Linked DNA regions of Homo sapiens: region 2 is linked to region 1. The links are chromatin loops, found by intact Hi-C in ENCODE. Cell type or tissue: A673. All regions are shown on one strand. Each heading gives the region's core, and the rest is flanking DNA. Links, peaks and the distances in the headings are about the cores only. Region 1 overlaps LRRC72 (leucine rich repeat containing 72). Region 2 has its middle 130 kb from the start of CRPPA-AS1.

What was found. Peaks named below come from ENCODE experiments on the same cell type or tissue, not always from the same donor. Only the 100,000 strongest peaks of a DNase experiment are listed, where the experiment ranks them.
Region 2: a loop joins it to region 1, with 10 times the contacts of the local background. A loop is called at or near these places in 95 of 110 quality-filtered maps.

What each region holds. Positions count from the first base shown.
Region 1 is chr7:16,560,260-16,569,875 of GRCh38, reverse strand. It overlaps LRRC72 (leucine rich repeat containing 72), which reads right to left. Exons shown (of 9, transcript NM_001195280.2): 6 at 3,474-3,563; 7 at 2,333-2,485. Among named protein-coding and RNA genes, the nearest start is that of LRRC72, 38 kb to the right of the region's middle. In A673, for the core only: a CTCF peak has its summit at 4,792 (motif pointing right); a DNase peak (open chromatin) is centred at 4,815; H3K4me3 peaks cover 334 bases.
Region 2 is chr7:16,072,651-16,082,266 of GRCh38, reverse strand. No RefSeq gene overlaps it. Among named protein-coding and RNA genes, the nearest start is that of CRPPA-AS1, 130 kb to the left of the region's middle. RefSeq lists enhancers at 3,604-4,138, 4,465-5,664. In A673, for the core only: a CTCF peak has its summit at 4,011 (motif pointing left); a DNase peak (open chromatin) is centred at 3,996; H3K27me3 peaks cover 813 bases.

The DNA of each region.
Region 1 (9,616 bases), core at 517-8,516:
CATTTTTAATAGAGACTGGGTTTTGCCATGTTGTCCAGGCTGGTCTCAAACTCCTGACCTCAAATGATCTGCCTGCCTCGGCCTCCCAAAGTGCTGGGATTACAGGCTTGAGCCACCACGCCTGGCCACTTTTTCCCAAATAAAAAGCTTCCTTCCCTTCCCTTCCCTTCCTCTCTTGCACCTGTGGCTTGCCATAGCTGTGCATCCTGGGTTATAATTCTTTTTGCTTACTCCCAAATAAATTCATTATCTTAAGAGATATTTTTCTCTGATGTCTTTTTTTAGGTTGACAGGAGTGAAATGTAATGATGTCTGCTGCTGAAACATTTTAATCCTTTGGCAATACATTGATTTTCCAATTTACACTGTAGTTGGAAATGCCAAATGCAGTGTAAGTCATTCATTTAGGAATGACTTCTAAGGTCTTCTGAGGAGACCTGTCCTTGTTTTTTTGTTTTTTAAGATGGAGTTTCGCTCTTGTTGCCCAGGCTAGAGTGCAATGGCTCACTGCAACCTCCGCCTCCCAGGTTCAAGTGATTCTCCTGCCTCAGCTTCCTGAGTAGCTGGGATTACAGGCATGTGCCACCATGCCTGGCTAATTTTTGTTTTTAGTAGAGATGGGGTTTCTTCATGTTGGTCAGGCTGGTCTTAAACTCCCGACCTCAGGTGATCTGCCCGCCTCGGCCTCCCAAAGTGCTGGGATTACAGGTGTGAACCACCGCACCTGGCCACCTGTCCTTAAATAAAGAGGCAAAGCGTCAGATATGGAGGGCGGTAAATATAGCAGAATATGAACACTTGTTGAATATATGTGGGCATATACCAATATTTATTTTAATATTCTTTAACTTTTCCTGTTAGAAAATTTTCACAATAAAAAGTTCAGGGAAGTCTTAATTTTGTCCTCATTCTTCTTTTTCTTTTCCTTTACCTTTCGCTCATTCTTGAATAATAATTGAGTTGGTTATAAAATTCTTGGTTGGCCATTACTTGTCCTCAGCATTTTAAAAACTTTCGATCACTGTTTTTTGACTTCCACGATTGTAGTTGGAGAGTCTGTTGTGAATCTCTGTGTTATTCTTTTGTAGGTCATCTGGGTTTTCTCTCCGACTGCTTTAAGATGGTTTTGCCTTTGGTGAAGACTCTTGTTGTTGTTGTTGTTGTTATGTGTCTTTTTTGTGTTTGGATTCATTTTGTCTGGTGCATCTAAGAATTCTTTGCCAATTCTGGTAATTGTCTGGTCAGTCTAAGAATTTATTTATCAGTTTGGGAAAATTTCCAGCCATTATCACTTTAAACATTACCTTCTGCTCAATTTCTATCTATAATTTGTTTTTCAGGAACTATTACTGAAGTTATATTGGACCTTCTCTTTCTAATGTCTCTCCTTTTCTCAATATCTAATTCATATCTTCTATTGCTTTCTTTCTCCATTTAGCATTCTGGGTAATTTCTTCCAAACTATTTTTTAATTCAATTTCCCCTTTATTTCTAGATAATTGGTTTGGTTTTTTAAAAATGTATGTTGTCTCTTTGGCGAAGTGTCATAAAGAAAAGGATTTTACCTTTGCACCTTTTCTTATCCACCCTCTCTTCCTTCGTGGAATGGAGATGTGAGGCTTGGGGGTACACCAGCCACCTTGTAATCATAAAGCACACTAAGAGTAGCAGAACAAAAGACAGATATATCCTTGAACAGTGACAACATTGTAGAACTTTATGCTAACCCTAGATACCCTATCTTTCTATTCTTTGCTGTCTGAGAAAACTAAACCCCTATTTTTTTTTGCATTTCTGTTACAAATATGAAATTAAATTCCTACAAATGAAACATCCTGAAAATATTCAAGTTATACTTGCATATAATGACCCTGTATGTGAGTATAATCAAAATATTACCAGTGCTTATTTCTGCATGGTAGAATTGCAGATGATCTTTATTTCTTCTTCATGTTTTTTCTATATTATCAAAAATTATATAGACTTAATTGGTAAAATCATCCATGTTAGTGGTAATAAAAATAACAATGGCTTATTTATTGAGCCCTTTATACTGTGTTAGGTACTGGGATAGAGGCTTCAATGTATTATCTCGTTATTATCACAGCACCCCATTTAATTTCACATGCATGAGTGAGGATGAAAATTGCATACCTACTTTAACTGGACTAAAAGTATTATAAGGTTAGCAAATATATTAGAAATTATTCCATTACATAGATACTTAAGTTTATTGTAAATTGTAGTTGTTATTATTACAATCAAATTACCCAAAAGTTTGAGGAGTTTTAATTTCATTAAATTTGTTTTTTTTTTTTTTTTTACGAAATACCTGAAGGTACTCTCTGGGCTGGTTTTTGCTTAAATGGTGATTTAGGATCCCATGAAGCATCCACTTTTCCTCCGAATGCTATTGATTGAACGATATGAGCCTTTTTATGGTTAAAAATGGTAATCATTGATCTTCTTTCTTTTTCTGTAACTTCTGATAAATGCAAAAAGTAATGTTATTGCATAACATTATAAATAGGCGGAGTGATTCAAAATAGAACTGAACACTTTCAAGAATGTATTTATCTAAACTATGATATATGAGAACATCCTGTCAAAACTGTTTTGTAAAGGGGCTATCACGCTTATTTCCATAATCTTACAAGCACTCAATATACACCCCACATGTCACAAGACAGAGCTTAATCCTTCAATCTAATGCATCCCAAACACCCTTTAACACATCACCAAGGATGATTAAAATTTTAGCATGAAACATCCTTTCATTTCCTCAAGGCTATTAGAAAGGAGAGGTATAACCATAAGTTTCCGATGTATCCTATAGAAAGTGGTTACTCAGTAATAAACTATTAAGAATGTTCAAACCTGCAGAGACAGAAAGGTAAGTAGATAGATAATATAGCATTTGGGGGCAAAATAGGCCTCAAAAAATGTTAAGTGTAATATGCTGAGGTTGATTGTGTGTGTGTGTGCATGTGGCTTATAGAAATCTGACATGCTATCTTGAAGATGTATTCATAAAGAAGTCATCATTCATTGTATGTTTCAATATATATATATTTACAGAATTTTTAAATCACGACTTTTAGAACTTAAACTGGCCTTATGAGATTTATTCCAATTCCCTCACTTTTGAGATAAGAAACTAAGGTGCCAGGAAGTAAACGATTTGGCATCCAACCTGTTAATGTCAAAACCAGGACCAGAAGGAATACTTTCCTCAGCTCAGTTAGAGGGCCTTTCTAATAAAGTAGTAAAGAGACATGAATTTCTAAATTAGGGCAAATTTTAGAGAGCAAGTCTTTCAAAAATAAATAATTGAAAAACTTCCATTAAAAAGACAATTATTCAAAGATATATTTTTTACAAAGACATATTTTCAAAGGTAGTCTTCGTTTTTAAACCGCTGAGCTATAAGACTACTTCTCAAATATTTCTTTGCAAGAAGGAAGGGTCCTTACGATTTCGGTCAAGCAGCTCCACTCCTGGAAGGTGGTAGATGATATATAAACGATACAGGTTATATTGGCACAAAGGATTTTGGTATAGACCTGCAAATGAAGAATCCAAAATAAAAATGTCAGATTTCAAAATCAGTTTCACTTATCACTTATAAAATACAAAAAATTAAGAGATTCGTATAAAACATAAGAACTTGTAAAGCTCTTCTCCATATCAAGCAATAGACCCATTAAACCTTTACTTAGAGCACCAGTTAATTTTTCTATCTGTTAAATTCATTCATTCAACAAATATTTACCAAGTGCTTACTATCCACTAGGAACTGTGCTAAGGGCTATGATCAAATCATTGACCCAAGTCTGCAACAAATGAGGGAAATTTTTAACATGTCCATAAATAAGTTAGTAAATGAAGAACTAGATATCAGCTCTATTGGAGTCTTGAGGCTACTTTTTATTAAAATATCACTTGGTACTCTTCTTTCAGTCTCCAAGTTCACAAGGGTGCATGTGTGAAGATAGGCAGAGACACAACACCCGGCTCTAATAGAACTTACTTCCTCCACACCATTGCTCATAGTTCAGAATGTGTCAATAGTAGCTTCAGATCTCAGCAGGACCAGAGCTGAGCAGAAGTGGCTCTTGCATCTTGTCTACCTCTGGCCAGGCACGTGCAGTTCTGAGATCCTGGTGTGCAGGTGCTAGGATGTGTGATAAACCGCACTTCCTAATGCAGTGGTTGGAAGAAGGGGGCATGTGGATGCAGAAGCAGCCCTGGCACTTTTGACATCATATCCCTTGGGAATCAGCACATAGTTATGTTTTTAAACATCCTCAACTAGAAGTTGTGAGGGCTTTATTTTTAAAAAAAGATATTTTCCCTATTCATCCTAGATGATAATAAACATATTTTTTCAATACAATGTGAAATAAAACTTTAATGATTTTCAGTTGGGCATTTTTTTTTTTTTTTGACAGAGTCTTGTTCTTGTTGCCAGGCTGGAGCGCAATGGCATGATCTTGCTCACTGCAACCTCTGCCTCCCGGGTTCAAGCAATTGTCCTGATTCAGCCTCCTGAGTAGCTGGGATTACAGGCGCCTGCCACCACGCTTGGCTAATTTTTGTATTTTTAGTAGAGACGGAGTTTCGCCATGTTGGCAAGGCTGGTCTCGAACTGCTGACCTCGTGATCCGCCCACCTTGGCCTCCCAAAATACAGGCATCAGCCACCGCACCTGGCCAGTAATCTTTAGTTATTCGGATTCCACCTACCTACATGCAATTTCTAGGAAATTCTTCTGAAAATACACCTAATAAGGAGAACCACTAGATGGCAGTAGTAGAAAGAGCTCCAGCTACCGCACAACTCCTTCACTCAATAAAATGAAGCTCACTTAATGTACATGTGAAATTTAAGAGTACTGTTGTAGACTATTCATAAAATACAGGTTTGATAAAGGCATGAAAATAGTAAGCATTAGAAACTCGGAAAAAACTGATTAATATTTCTAAAGAGCAGTTTGTAACATAAAGAAGATTGGGGTAGGTGCATGCTTAAAAGATAACAAGCTAGATAAAAACTAAAAAAAAAAAATCAATCATCTGGATGTTTTCTCTGTAGTAATAAAGCATTCTGATATTTGTTGTATAAACACAACTTTTTCTGGCTAATAAAAGCGTTATATATAGCTATTCCCTGTGGAAAACGCGAGCTTTAGAGGGACATAAAGCAGGCAATGGAAGACACCTGGTACATAATAAACAAAAGTTACAGGAGTGAGGAAAGGCATACAGGAAAATGTAGAGCCAGGAGCCACAAAGAAATTTAAAAGAAAGGAAATATGTAAGTAATGGAGAAAATGAGAAGAAAAATAAAACTTTTTTTTTTTCAAGATTTCTTAAATGACAGAAAATGGTCTGAATTTTATTCTTGAAAGAGAAGGATTTTAAAGTGGTAACAAATAATTATAACTGCAGGACAGGGAATAGAACAGATGTATATTAAACCACTAATAAAAGAGCCATTGGGATCATGAATTGTAGTTCGAGCCAGAGAAAGTAAAGAAAAGGACCCTCTTCAAGGATATAAAAGCAAAACACAATTGTTTCTAATGAGAACTCAGAAGGAAGAAAAAGTCACAGATGCTTTAGTACAGAAGTCTGCTTTGTGGTTACTGTCTTGGGGAATCACATCTGACACCTCATAACCCTGTTATACATTATAGCATCTGGAAGTAGAGTCTGCCTTTACATATGACGTTAATGGAAAATATACCAACATCTTTCAATGACGTTTTCTCTAGGTGTACCCTTCGTCTTCTCTTTCCCCTCTGAGGACATTACTATCCATTTCATTTCATTTCTTGGGTTTTTCTGCTAATCCTTGGTTAAGTAACTTCTATATGGAAATTTAAAAACTAGCTTCAGCTGAATAAAACACCAAACTTGGATTTACTACTGTTACATTACTTATTAGCAACATATTGATACTAAAAACTCTATGGACTTGTGGTTGACCATTCATCTCATCCTAAAGTAAAAACTGAATGACACGAAATCAGAAAACTGAACTGTTAGCCCATCCTCTGCTTAAATTAACTTTAAAAATTGAGTTAAATAACTTGACAGGCATTTCATCATTATTATTCACTGTTTCCTATCTCTTAAATTTTAGAAGAAGCAATCATATTTTTAACTCTATTTTTTCCTTCTATACTATTAAACATTTAACATTTTGGATTTATGAGTTTTGGATTGATGCTGCTAAAATCAACATAAATTAAATGTCTAAGATGTGAAATCAGTTTCCTGTTTCTGAATGTTCTGAAAGCCTTCTATGATGTATGGGCACATTCTTTTAGAAACCATGAAGAGAAATTGCTTACACTTTCACTTTCAATAGGTTAATACTATTTAATCCACCTTCCCTCTAGGCTACTTACAGAGTATACCTCAGTGGCGCCAGCACTGTCTTGCTTATCTTAATTTGGGATTCTGAGTCTAAGCAATTTACATTTACCCAATGATATATCAAAATGTCTCTACTACCTTACCGCACAAGCTTGGCTTACAGGAGTCACGTGTATGAAGCTACTTATTATCGAGACAGAAGAGGAAAAAAAAAAGCCATCTAAATAATTGGCTCCAGTTATTTTTTTGTAAACTTTTAAAGCAGAATTTAAAATCATTATTTAAATGAACCCCAATGTTTTTAAGGCTGCCTTCGAAGAAAGTTGATGTAATTAATAAGAGACCAACATCCCAATTTTAATATATGGGAAAAAGAAAATGACATGGAGAAGTTAAAAGCCTATAGAGAACGGCCTGTGGAAGGAAGTTCAGCTGTCAATAATCAGATAGGAGGATTGTGAGGCTCCGGGTCAAGGTTACTTAGTAAGGTCAGCATCTCCATTGTTAATCACCATCTTGTTTTAACTAAAAATCTGGTGGCCACCACACACCATGTGCTTTTTACTGAATATGGAAATCACCCCTGATTGTAAAAGGCAAACTACGATAAAGCAGAGGATCGAGAGAGGAGGGATCAGAATATCCTCTTTTTCAGGACAAACAGTGGTGAAAAACACTGTTGGTTCTTTTCCTTTGGTGAATTGTTTTGTCTTTTGGGAGGGGTGGTCCCACCTGGAAGGGCATTATAGGAAAAGAGGCTCAAAGGAAGGGACCCTGGAGATCCTAGTCCCTCCCCGTATCCCAGAATCCCTCTGCTCCCCTGGCTTTTTGCCATGGGCAGTGGATTGGGGCCACTGCTGAAGACAACGGCAGGAAGTGTTTAAAGGCAATACCTGTGGAAACATGGAGACCCTCTCTCGAAAGGAGGAACTCCCTGTTCCCAAGGCTGATTCCTGGAAGCTCCGGTAGGAAGCAGGTCTTAACAATTATGGCATGCAGGAGTCTTAAGCATACTTTCCAACAGTGGAGTTTAATAAAACAGAAAATTAGAAAGAAACGAGAAAACTGAAGGTTTAGAACAGGAGAGTGGATTAAGCATTTTGTTGCTGCGGCTTTTGGTGGCGGTGGTTTTTTTCCCTTAGTACTGGAAAGGGGGCAGGAGTTAATAAAAGCCATCAGCCACAAAGTGGGTCTTTGACACATGTGGATTCTGATTTAGAAAGAGTTTGGAGGAGGGAAGGGAAGAGGAAAACTGAGCTAGAAAGAGAGGGTGTGGAAAGGTAGACTGCCTAGAGAGAAGAGGTGGGGCCCCCTGACTCTGCCTGAAGACAGGAATTCCAGTTCCCAGGACCTCACACTCTGCAGCTGGTTTAGGCCTCCCTGAAGCTCTCAGCCATGCGTCTCCTAGGCAGTCCTTGGCAATTCTCCTCATAAATGCCAATGGAAGGTGCGATGCTGAGAATGGATTAGCGTTTTGCCCTTCAGGCTATTTTCTCACCCTCTGAAGAACTTGTAATTTAAGTGGAATAATAACACTTTATAATTTTATATGGATTTACAACTTAAAAAGACAAAAATGACTACATTTGAAAATACATAGAGTTCTCATTTTAGTTTATCAGCTAAAGCTAATCTGTGATTGCAAATGAGGCTCATAGAAACTTAATCTGAGGACATGACTGCACAAATAACGTTAGTTGTCTAATAAATACAAACTATTTTTCATACAATATCTTTAACCAAAATGGAACATGAGTTCAAAATGTGAATTTTTAGAAAATGCTTTTTGTTTTTTGTAATTGGACATAGCATTTTCTCCATTTCAAACAAATGACCCCACAACAAGATTCTCAACTGGAAAGTTATAGTTATGTAACTTGAAATACGTCACTGTGATTTTAAGTAGTGGTCGTAAACTATTGTGACTGGTAATGATATGGACATTGTACTACCAGGCTGGTATTTAAAAACTAGAAAATTCCCACTCCTCATGCCTGGCACAATTCTACACTCACATACACCCTTGACAAGCAGGGCATGGGCTGGATTTCAGGATCCATTCAGTCCTGGGCTGGGCACCTTTGTTTAGGGTATAACCTTATTTATTACTATGGGCATAACTCTGTTTATTACTGTGGGAGTAAGCTTGTTTACCACTCTCCAAATGTTGTTTTATAACAAGTTTCCTTAAATTATAGAGTTTTTAAAGTAGCAAATTAAATCATTTTGCATTAGACCCCTTCGACTCTAAGAAATATTTAGGCTGAGTGTTACTAATTTGTAAGCCCTATATAGGTATAGACTGGGTCTTTCTTGTTCAAATTTGAGTCCTATTATCTAGAATAGTGTCATGTAGTGAATGTGTGATAAACATTTATTAAATGAATGAATGAATAGATTATAAATATTTATTGAATGAATGAATAAATAAATGATAAGTAAAACAAGGCATGAGTTTATGTTTCAACACTCCTTAGGAGTTTGGTTAAATCTCTGAGCTTTTCATTTCCATGATTAAAGGGAGTAATTCTAATCACATCATAGGATGCTGTAAAGATTTAAATGCGACTATAATAAATCATTTTTTTAACAGGAAAGACATTCAAACATATTACTATATGATTATTATTTAAAATATCGTTTTATTGAGTCTATTAGCAGAATTTCGAGACTGGATGCAATTTATTTCATTATCTGATTTACATAATCCACAATAAAACAATTTTTTTCTTTTTTTAGAATTTCAATTTTTGTTGTTGCTTCAAAATAACATTAATGGTGAGAAACGTTTTCTTAAAAAAAAAAAACAGAGTTATCTTAATGTTTGAAGCAACCCTGAGAGGTAGCTATCAGCCCATTTTATAGAAAAACAAAGGTAAGTGTTCTAGGTCTAGCATAACTAGTCTTTTAATTATAGCAGCATTTTTCCAGCAGACAGGGGCCAGGTGACTCAAATATGCAGGCCAATTCTTTCACAGAAGATCCAAAAGCTGTGAAAAAAACTCCTGACAGCAGGCAGCCTTCTCACGTCTCCAAAATAAGCATAAAATTGCCATGAACTTGGTGTAATTTTGTGATTTTAATACTTGGGTTTAAAGAATCTAACTATAACAAATGAATCATTTTCCCTCAGTACAGTAGATATAACTGATAACACTAACAATATATGGAAACCTTAGTAACTCTCTGTACATTTATCTGATTAGAACTTTCACCATCAATACTAGCTTACA
Region 2 (9,616 bases), core at 804-8,803, 490 kb after region 1:
CAGAGGGCAAGCAATGGCTACCCCATCCAAAGGATGTGCCTTATTGGTTATATGAAGATTAGATACTCCTAGAATGGGTGATACTACTATCATCCATTCTCTTCAAGAAAAATGCTCGTGTCCAACAAGTGAAACACAAAATAGTGTGGATATTGATACATTTCCCTGAGTCTGGATTGTTTTAGCCACAGTCAACTGTAACATTGTAATTTTAGAAAATGATTTTTTTCAAAAATATGTTTAACTGGGAGAAATATTTTGTGACTTGAATAAATTCATACGACTTCACCAAGGAACACAAGCATGGGCAACATATGTAAAATACAGACTCTGCTTTTTTCTTTATAAAACCTCTGTGATCTTTATTATGGTAAAAAAAGTATCTTGGAGACAAATGAGTTATTTAACCATAATTACCAGTAAGTTGTGTCTTACTTTTTACCAAATAATTTTCACATTATCTGATGTAACTTTCTTGAGAACTTACAGTTACCCATATATTACAGAAAAGCCTGAGCCTCATGGAAGCCAAGTGAAGATCCTGAAATTACATGGCTAGTAAGTTGCATGGCCAGTACCCAAAGCCCCTATTTTTTGTATTCTCCCTACACTGCTTCATATCAATTAGGATATAAAAGTGATTCTAAAAAATAAGAAAATAATCTGATGACAAAATATATATTTAGAGTCTACATATTCAATTGTGTTCCAGTTTTTTTTTATTTTGGTTCTCATGCTTCTATGGGCTTCAGGCCAGTTGGCAGTGTCATTAGCAAGAGATGTGTGCCTCTTGGTCATTAAGATGAGAACTGCGTAGCAGACCAAATCCTGGTTCCTAATTATTTATTGAGCATCTCTTATGATCAATACCTCTAGGTTACATGGAAATTCTATAAAGCAATTAAAGTCAGGATTCCCATTCTCCTTGATATGTTTTCTGGAAAAGTGATAAATACACAATTTATGACAATGGAAAGTGGTATATGCTAAGAGTGAAGTAAATGGTATTGTTACATAGCCATAGAAGCTCAGAGGAGAGAACTTTCCAGAATCTGATGTGCAGAGAATACTCTATCTCTTTATGGCCTTAGTATTCAAGGTGTGGTTTAGGCTTCTACTAAATTCCTTCCCTAAACTTTCCTAGAGGGCGACATATCCTCTTGATATTCACATAGCACCAGTGGACACCTCCACTTTGCTGATTACATTCCAAATTTCTCTCTTTATGTATCTCTGTTCACTTTTAAGATGTAATCTCCTTCAGGCTAAGCATTAAGTTGTACCTATGTGGTTAACTCCAGCTTTCATTAAAAGTCACTTGCCTCTTTTCCCTTACCCAAGTATCGTTTGTATAATCTAATGGATTTTGTCTTTTACACCAGAACCAGCAGCACCTGTAAATTTAGGCTTTTCCTGCTCTCTTTCTGTATTAGTCAGTTCTCATGATGCTAATAAAGACATCCTCAAGACTGGGTAATTTATTTTAAAAAAAAAAAAAAAGGTGTAATGGACTCACAATTCCACATGGCTGGGGAGGCCTCACAATCATGGCAGAAGGCTAAGGAGGAGCATCATGTTAGGCAAGAGAGCTTGTTGGGGAACTTCCCCTTTATAAAACCATCAGATCTGTGAGACTTATTCACAATCATTGAGAATGGCAGGGGAAAGACCTGCCCCCATGATTTAATTACCTCCCACTGGGTCCCTCCCATGACACATGGGAATTCTGGGAGCTACGATTCAAGATGAGATTTGGGTGGGGACACAGCCAAACCATATCACCTTCCTTCTGAAATCTCTGAGGCAAAGAACTGTAAAACCAGGCTACAAGCTTTCAGTAGAAGGGGGAGGATAAAGAACAGGGCAAAATAAATGAGTAATCAAAGTAGTCCTGCCTTCTGTATATTGCGTAGTAAATGAGAGGTACAGATAATGAATGCCTCTGTTTTCAGTGCAGTTTTCTCTTCCCTCCCAGACCCACACTGCCTCCTAATGACTATTGCATGATCTCCAGTCCTGTATCTTTGTCTACTGAAAAACATGCTTATACTTGCATATCTTTTCAGTTAGAAAGAGACTATGTTTTCTCCCCCAAGCTTGACTTGTTCCCCACATTCTTGTCTTTGTTGATGTTACTGGTGCTCACTCTTGCTCTGCTGCTTTTAGAGTTTCGGACCCTTTTCTATTTTCCTTCTTCCCTATCCAACCACCTAGTTTTCTTTGAGCTATCCCTCAAATCTAGGCTGGCTTCTTCACTTCTCCTTCCATCATTTCCATCTACACACTCATCGCAAGCCACTCATGCCCTACATGCTTCACACTCCAGCAAACCACTTGCCATTTCCTGACCAACACTGTCTTTTTTGCCTTGTGCCCTTGAATGTGCTGTGGCTGTCTGATGTGGCCTGTTGTTATCTTTTTACACACATTTGTTTCTTCTTTATACTTATGTCATATTTTATTATAGAACTTACAGTATTTTAACACTAGACAACTTAAGAGGGCATATCGATGCCATACAGATGTTCTTTATTTTCTTTGAATCTAGAAGCATAAACGTTGGTGACAGGTATAAAAGAAGTTACACATGCAGGATCAATATGAAATAAGCCTCCCCAATTTTTTTCCCTTCATAAGCTCCACAAATAATGCTCCCCTCACTCTACATTCCTATTCCATGATCTTCAGTAACTCTCTACTTATTTCTCTAGCAAGTAAACCCATCATTTTTCCTTTACTGTATATTTCATCATTGTAGTCCACCTCTATATTTGCATTCTAGTGCTACCTATAAGGCCAACATTAGTCCTGCACCTTCAGTGGAATCAGACCAGTTGCCTTCCTGACCACATACCCACGCATCCCCTTCTTCCGGTTGCACTTTGACTGATGGCCTTGCTCTTACTGGGAACACATCACCTGCCCTCTCTTTATTCAATTCCTATGCTTCCTACAGTATTTATTCCTGTTGCTGCTCAACTAGCATACCTTCTCGGACCTTTCCATTATTTTGATATTTAAAGGCTGTAAACTCACAAATCCACACTGTATACATGCTGACTTGGGATATACTAATTAAATGTAGCATCATTTCTCCTCAATTTAAGAACAAACAACATGTTTTGGTTTACAACAGGTTTTCTGCAAGGCCCTGCCATGTTTGAACACACAATGAGCATTCATATATATGCAGAACATTGATTTGGTAGGAATGAATCATTAAATGATTATCATCTTTGAGAATATGGTGGAAGACACTTTTACTACCAGCTGACTCTTATTTCAGGTGCTGTGCCTAGATGCTTTCTGTACTGTATTTCATCTAATGGCATTCATTTCATCTAATGTTCTGCTGTGTGAATTAGAATCAATATTTACATAATGTGAATTATTTACAATAAAATTCACAATATTTACATAATATGTAAATATTTACACAATATGTAAATATTTACACAATATGTAAATATTTACACAATATGTAAATATTTACACAATATGTAAATATTTACATAATATGTAAAATATGTAAATATTTGTAAAATACTGTGTAAAATATGTAAATATTTACATAATATGTAAAAATTCACAATATTTACATAATATTGTGAATTAGAGTCAATATTTACATAATATAGCTGATTTGTTTTGGTAATTTTACTTCTTAGGCTCTGTTATTGTGATAATCTGTGATTTTTATTTAAAGTTGGGCACTTAAATGTATGGGAATTTAACATTCTCATACAAAGAAAGGGAAAAGGACAGAAAGGAAGGAAGTCAGTTGTCAAGCCATTCATGAATGGCCCCCAGCACCTGATCAAATGAGTACTGATGAAAAATACTTAAAGCCCTGTGGCAACTGGCGTTTGTGACAGGCTTTTAAAATACACACTCTCCTTTGAAGTTCACCTTTTTTCTTCAGGTCTTTCCTGAGGGACACAAAGAATTCAAACAAACACTAGAAATCCTCTTCATGTATCTGCTGCTTTAATGGAAACTAAGCTCCACCTGGTGGTAGAATGGGTTTTTTGTCTTTGGACTTCGGCATGTCCACTGAGATGCATTCAGCAGGGAAACAAAATCTGTATACATCTAAACATACGCATACATTGATGTGTTATGTATGTGTGATTTTCAGATGTTGTCACAAAAGTTGTGAATTATGCTTATTCTTGTGCTTTATTGGCATTTAAAGCAAGGCATTCAGCATTTGCTTACTATCAATGTCTCATGATGTTCAGGCTCTCAGCAGTGACCAGAATGATCTTACTGTGATAATCACAAAATCTTGCCTCTGTTTCATGTTAAGATTGTTTTCAAAAGGATTTGACTTACACTTTGATAGTAATAGTAGTTTATGACTAATAAAAATGGAGAAATGCTTGAAAATATTAACTCAAGTAATAGTGCTGGTTAGTACAACTCTTAATACGTGACTATGTCTTTTCTCTCTCTCATATAAGAGCATTATTGTGTTGAGTGACAGAAGTTTGTAACATTTAGCTTTATAGGAACTAGAAGCCCTCCAGCTGGATTTAGCCCACAGATCTGTTGTCAGATCTGTGTTAAAAATACAAAATAGGTGTTTACATTTGCAAATTGGGGCATTTCATAAAAATGCAGCCATCTAGCAATGACGGGCCTTTTTCTTTTACTGAAACACTGTCTGTTCTGTCACACAGGCTGGAGTGCACTGGTGTGATCTCAGCTCTCTGAAGCCTCAACCTCCTGGAGCTCAAATGATCCTCCCACCTCAGGCTCCCAAGTGTCTGGGACTACAGGAGCCTGTCATTACACCTGGCTAATTTTTGTATTTTTTATAGAGACAAGGTTTTGCCGTGTCGCCAGGCTGGTTTCAAGCGACCCTCCTACCTTTGCCTCTCAAACTGCTGGGATTACAGGCATGTGCCAATGCGCCCGGCCAGGGGATCTTTTTCCTTCAAGGCAAGTGACCTCAACCTGAAGAGTAGCTAGCCTTTTAAGAAGCGGCACTGATATGGTCAGGTTTTTTGTCCCCATCCAAATCTCATCTTGAATTGTAATCCCCATAATCCCTACAGGTCAAGGGAGAGACCAGGTGGAGGCAATTGAATCATAGCCCAGGTGGAGGCAATTGAATCATAGCCCAGGTGGAGGCAATTGAATCACAGACCAGGTGGAGGCAATTGAGTCACAGGCGTGGTTCCCCCCAGTCTGTTCTCACGATAGTGAGTTCTCACGAGATTGACGGTTTTATAAGGGGTTCTTTCCCATTTCACTCAGCGCTTCTCCTTCTTGCCGCCTTCTGAAGGAGGTGTCTGCTTTGCTTTCCGCCATGATTGTAAGTTTCCTGAGGCCTCCCCAGCCATGCTGACTGTGAGTCAATTAAGCCTCTTTCCTTTATAAATTATCCAGTCTCAGGCAGTTCTTACAGCAGTGTGAGAATGGACTAATACAGGCACAAACTCTTATTATCCGCAGGCCCATCTACCCCTTGAGGTAACACACACTGCCTTCTTCACTCATTATTGCCTGATTTCTGTAGTCACTCACATTTATGACCACTGTATTTTATTTATAATGTCTCTCTGAGAAATTTTTAGTTTAGCACAAGGAGAAAATGAAATGAGTTAATAACCATCAAAAATATGAAAGAAAACCACCCAAATGGTATTCAATTGCTTTCTCTATAGTTTTTCACAACGGCCCAGTGGTGCAGTAGGTATATTTCAAATAGTATGATAGATATTTAATTAAATTTGTATTGTTTTAAGCCACCAGGTTTGTGGTAATTTGTTATGGCAATAATAATAATAATAAACTAATACACCAGCAAAGAGAAGTTTTGAAGTTTGCTTCCTGAAGTTCTTATGAGAATATTTTTTCAATATGTAAAATTATAATACTAAGCATGCAAACTGCCTACCATTCCCTTCCTTGTGCTACCTATTCCCTTGAGAATTACTTTTCTAATCCTTCCCTACCCCTGTATAGCAGGGAGAGAAGGTCATGGTTAAAGAACTGTACTTCTGTAGCATGGCAAGGAGGGCAGGCCATGGCAAATAGGAGAACTGTGGTAAGAGCTAATCATAGGGAGGAGGTTTCAAAAGATAAACTTTCTTTTTCCTGAAGATTGCCATAGTCTCTGGATAGATTAAGTAGATGTTTAAAATGACATATGGATATGTTCTCGAAGTAGTAGAAGTGATTTTGCTCATAGTTTTTCTAGTGTGATAGAAAGGCCATATCTACTGGTGTCCAGGTTCAGACTCATAGTATGTAGATTATTGAGAATAAAGTAGGTTAAAGGGATTGAGGAGAAAGCATAGTTAATTGATCTGTAGTGGGGAAGTGGGAATTAATTGAGAGAGTTTAGATATCAAGATACTGAGAATTTGTAAATAGAACTGGATTTAAATGTATATCAAATATTTACATGTAAATACATTGCAGAATGTTCTCTCCAATTTGGAAATGCTCCTTTTATAGCAAAAAGCAGTCTGAGTCAATACTCTTCCAGCTTTATTATGGATATAATATTTAGAAAATAAAAGCATAAATTTGTGTAGCCTTTCCAGGCCCCTGCAGATGACCACCTTAAGAAGAGAGAGTACATTTTAACCATAATCACTTTGTTCACATTATTGCTGTTTCTTCTCTGAGATGCATGATATTTGTTAGCAAGACCTTTCTGTTGCTTTTGAATGACAGAAAACTACTGAACCACCTTGCAACCTACTAAGAGAATGATACTTTAAAATGTTTCCATGAGATTATGGCACTGTAAGACCCCTTTGCCGTCTGTATACTATCACTGATAAGCACACTGACTGTCAGGTATGTGATGGTGTAGGGGGGATGATGCAGTTACACATATTCACAGTCAAGCCTCCAGATGCAGAAATTCATGGAAATAGACCTCACAGTTGGCTACTCCTGAGAATATGCCGGATTTGCACAGAGAAGTCCAGGGATACTAACTATGCTGCATTTAAATACCATCAGCTGAATAGGTCAGTAAACTGATACTCTAAAATGAACACTTAAATACAGCTTTCCTATAGAAAAAAAAGTTCATGTTTGAATAGAGACAGGGTTTTACTCTGTCTCCTAGGCTGCAGTGCAGTGGTGCTATCACAGCTCACTGTAACTATGAACTCCTAGGCACAAGTGATCTTGCCGCCTCAGCCTCCTGAGCAGCTAGGACTACAGGCACGTGCCATCATGCTTGAATAATTTTTAAATTTTTTGTAGAGGCTGGATCATGCTGTCGTCCCCAGGCTGGTCTCTAACTCCTGGCCTCAAGTGATCCTCTTGCCTTGGCCTCCCAAAGTACTGGGATTACAGGTATGAGCCACTACCTCTTGGCTGTTTTCTTTTTGTTATCAACCCATGAATAATTGAAACCTGTCTCTAAACCTCTATCTGGTTGTCCTTATGGATTTTTTTTTTCACTTAACTAGAATACTTAGTGTGTTTTAAAATATCAACCTGACAATACAATCTAGGATGGAAAGTTCTCACATTATGTTTTTAATTTTTTACCATATTTTTTTTTGGAAGCACAACAAATGCCAGTGTCACCATTTATCTTGGTATTCATGTCATTAAACATAGTAGTTGCTCAATATATGGGTGAATGAAGTAATAAATGGATACATCCATCTTTTCCATTTATTGGCACATATTCTCACTTAACCAAAGGATCTAAAGTTGCTGCCACTTTAGCTGGTCTCAGTTTTACCCTGGGCTTCTCAGAGTGTAACTTCCCTAAGCTCAAAATGGTTCTAGAATTTAAAGATAAATATTTTTCAATATGGCCTCTAAACGTTAGCCAACTTATGTAATCTAGTGCTCAAAGAAGAAAAATTCTTTTTCCACACAGAAGGAAAATAAAATTGAGGAATGGTATATTAGTCTTCAGATGTCAATTTTTAAGAGATTTGTAAAGATTTATGCGTGATTTCCCTCATGATGGCTGATATTTTAAAGCCTGAAGTTTCCCATACCACTATTCCCTCCCAACACATGGAAAATATTTTTTAAGTTCTTGGTGCTATAATTCATATTATTAATACTTGCTTTTCTATATAGAAAATCAGCTGGGAAGTTTGTTAAATATGTTGCTTATCAGGTAGCACCCGTAGGAATACAGATTGAGTAGCCTCTGGGCTGCAAGTGTTTATAAAAATTGCAGGTCAATGTCAAAGTTTTGATCCAAGGCCATGCTGTGAGAAATGTTGCCTTAGATTGCTTGGTGCACTTACGTTGTTGTTTAGTTGTACAATCTTCAATAGGTGCCTAAGCAATCTAATCTACAAGTAAATTTGCTGCCATGTAGTGGTCCCTGTCCCGATACCTCTCCTCTGCCTCACGACTCCCACCCCCAATAATTGTGCAATGATTTTACAAAGTCATGCTTCTGAGGAGACCTAGGGCAGATAGAATTACTGCAGAAAAGTCCTTTAATTCTCTGGCATAGGTAGCACTTTGCTTTCAAAAAAGGTTAAGCTTTCTTTTCTGTGGCATAGCAGATCCGAGCTGGCACTTGATAGGTTTGTATCTTTGGTATCTCTACCACTCTCTCTCAAATACCATCTCATCCTATGTTGATAGTGTTCTGCCTGCCAAGATTTCCCCACTGTCACACACCACAAGGCTTGTCCAGGATCACATGGATCTCCGTACATTTTCTGACTCCCTCTTCCCACAAAAACACTTCTTTCAGCAGCAGATAATCCAAAAGACAATAATTGTCATATGGTACAAATGGGAATTAATACATGTTGGCAAGCCCAAGCATTCATTCTGGGGCTTCATCTTCATCAACAATAAGCATGGCTTAAGTATCAACTTAGTTGTAGGTTCTGTGCCAACTCAGAGAGACAGGAAGATTTTTTCTGCTCAAAGGGTATATAATATAATGGTAGGAATTTGAGGAAAAAAAGTCTTTATCCTATTTTTCAGCTTTTTTGAGGTATAAATGACAGAAGTTGTATATATTGAAAGTGTACAGTGTGATGTTTTGAGATACATTGTGAAATGATTACTGTAATCAAGTTAATATCTGTATCAGCTCAGAAATTTACCTTTTGTGTGTATGGTAAGAAGACTTAAGATCTACTCACTTAGCAAATATTAAGTATATATTAGGTTGGTGCAAAAGTAAGATTAGTAACAATATTATTAACTACAGTCAGCACAGTGTACATTAGGCCTCCAGAAATACTCATAACTGCAAGTTTGTGACTTTTGACTAATGTATCCTTGTCCCCACCCCTGCCTGACCACTGGTAACCACTCATCTACTCTGTTTCTATGAGTTAAACTTTTTTTTTTTAGTTCCATATATAAGTAAGATCATGCAGTATTTTTCTTTCCATTTCTGGCTTATTTCACTTAGTATAATGTCCTCCAGGTCCATCCACATTGTCACAGATGGCAGGATTTCCTTCTTTTTGAAGGATGAATAATATTCCATTGTATACACATACCATATTGTCTTCATTCATTGATGGACACAGGTTATTTACATATCTTGGCTATTGTGAATAACACTGTAATGAACATGGGAGTACATATGATACTTCAAGGTGGAGATTTTATTGCCTTTGGATATATACCCAGAGTGGGATTG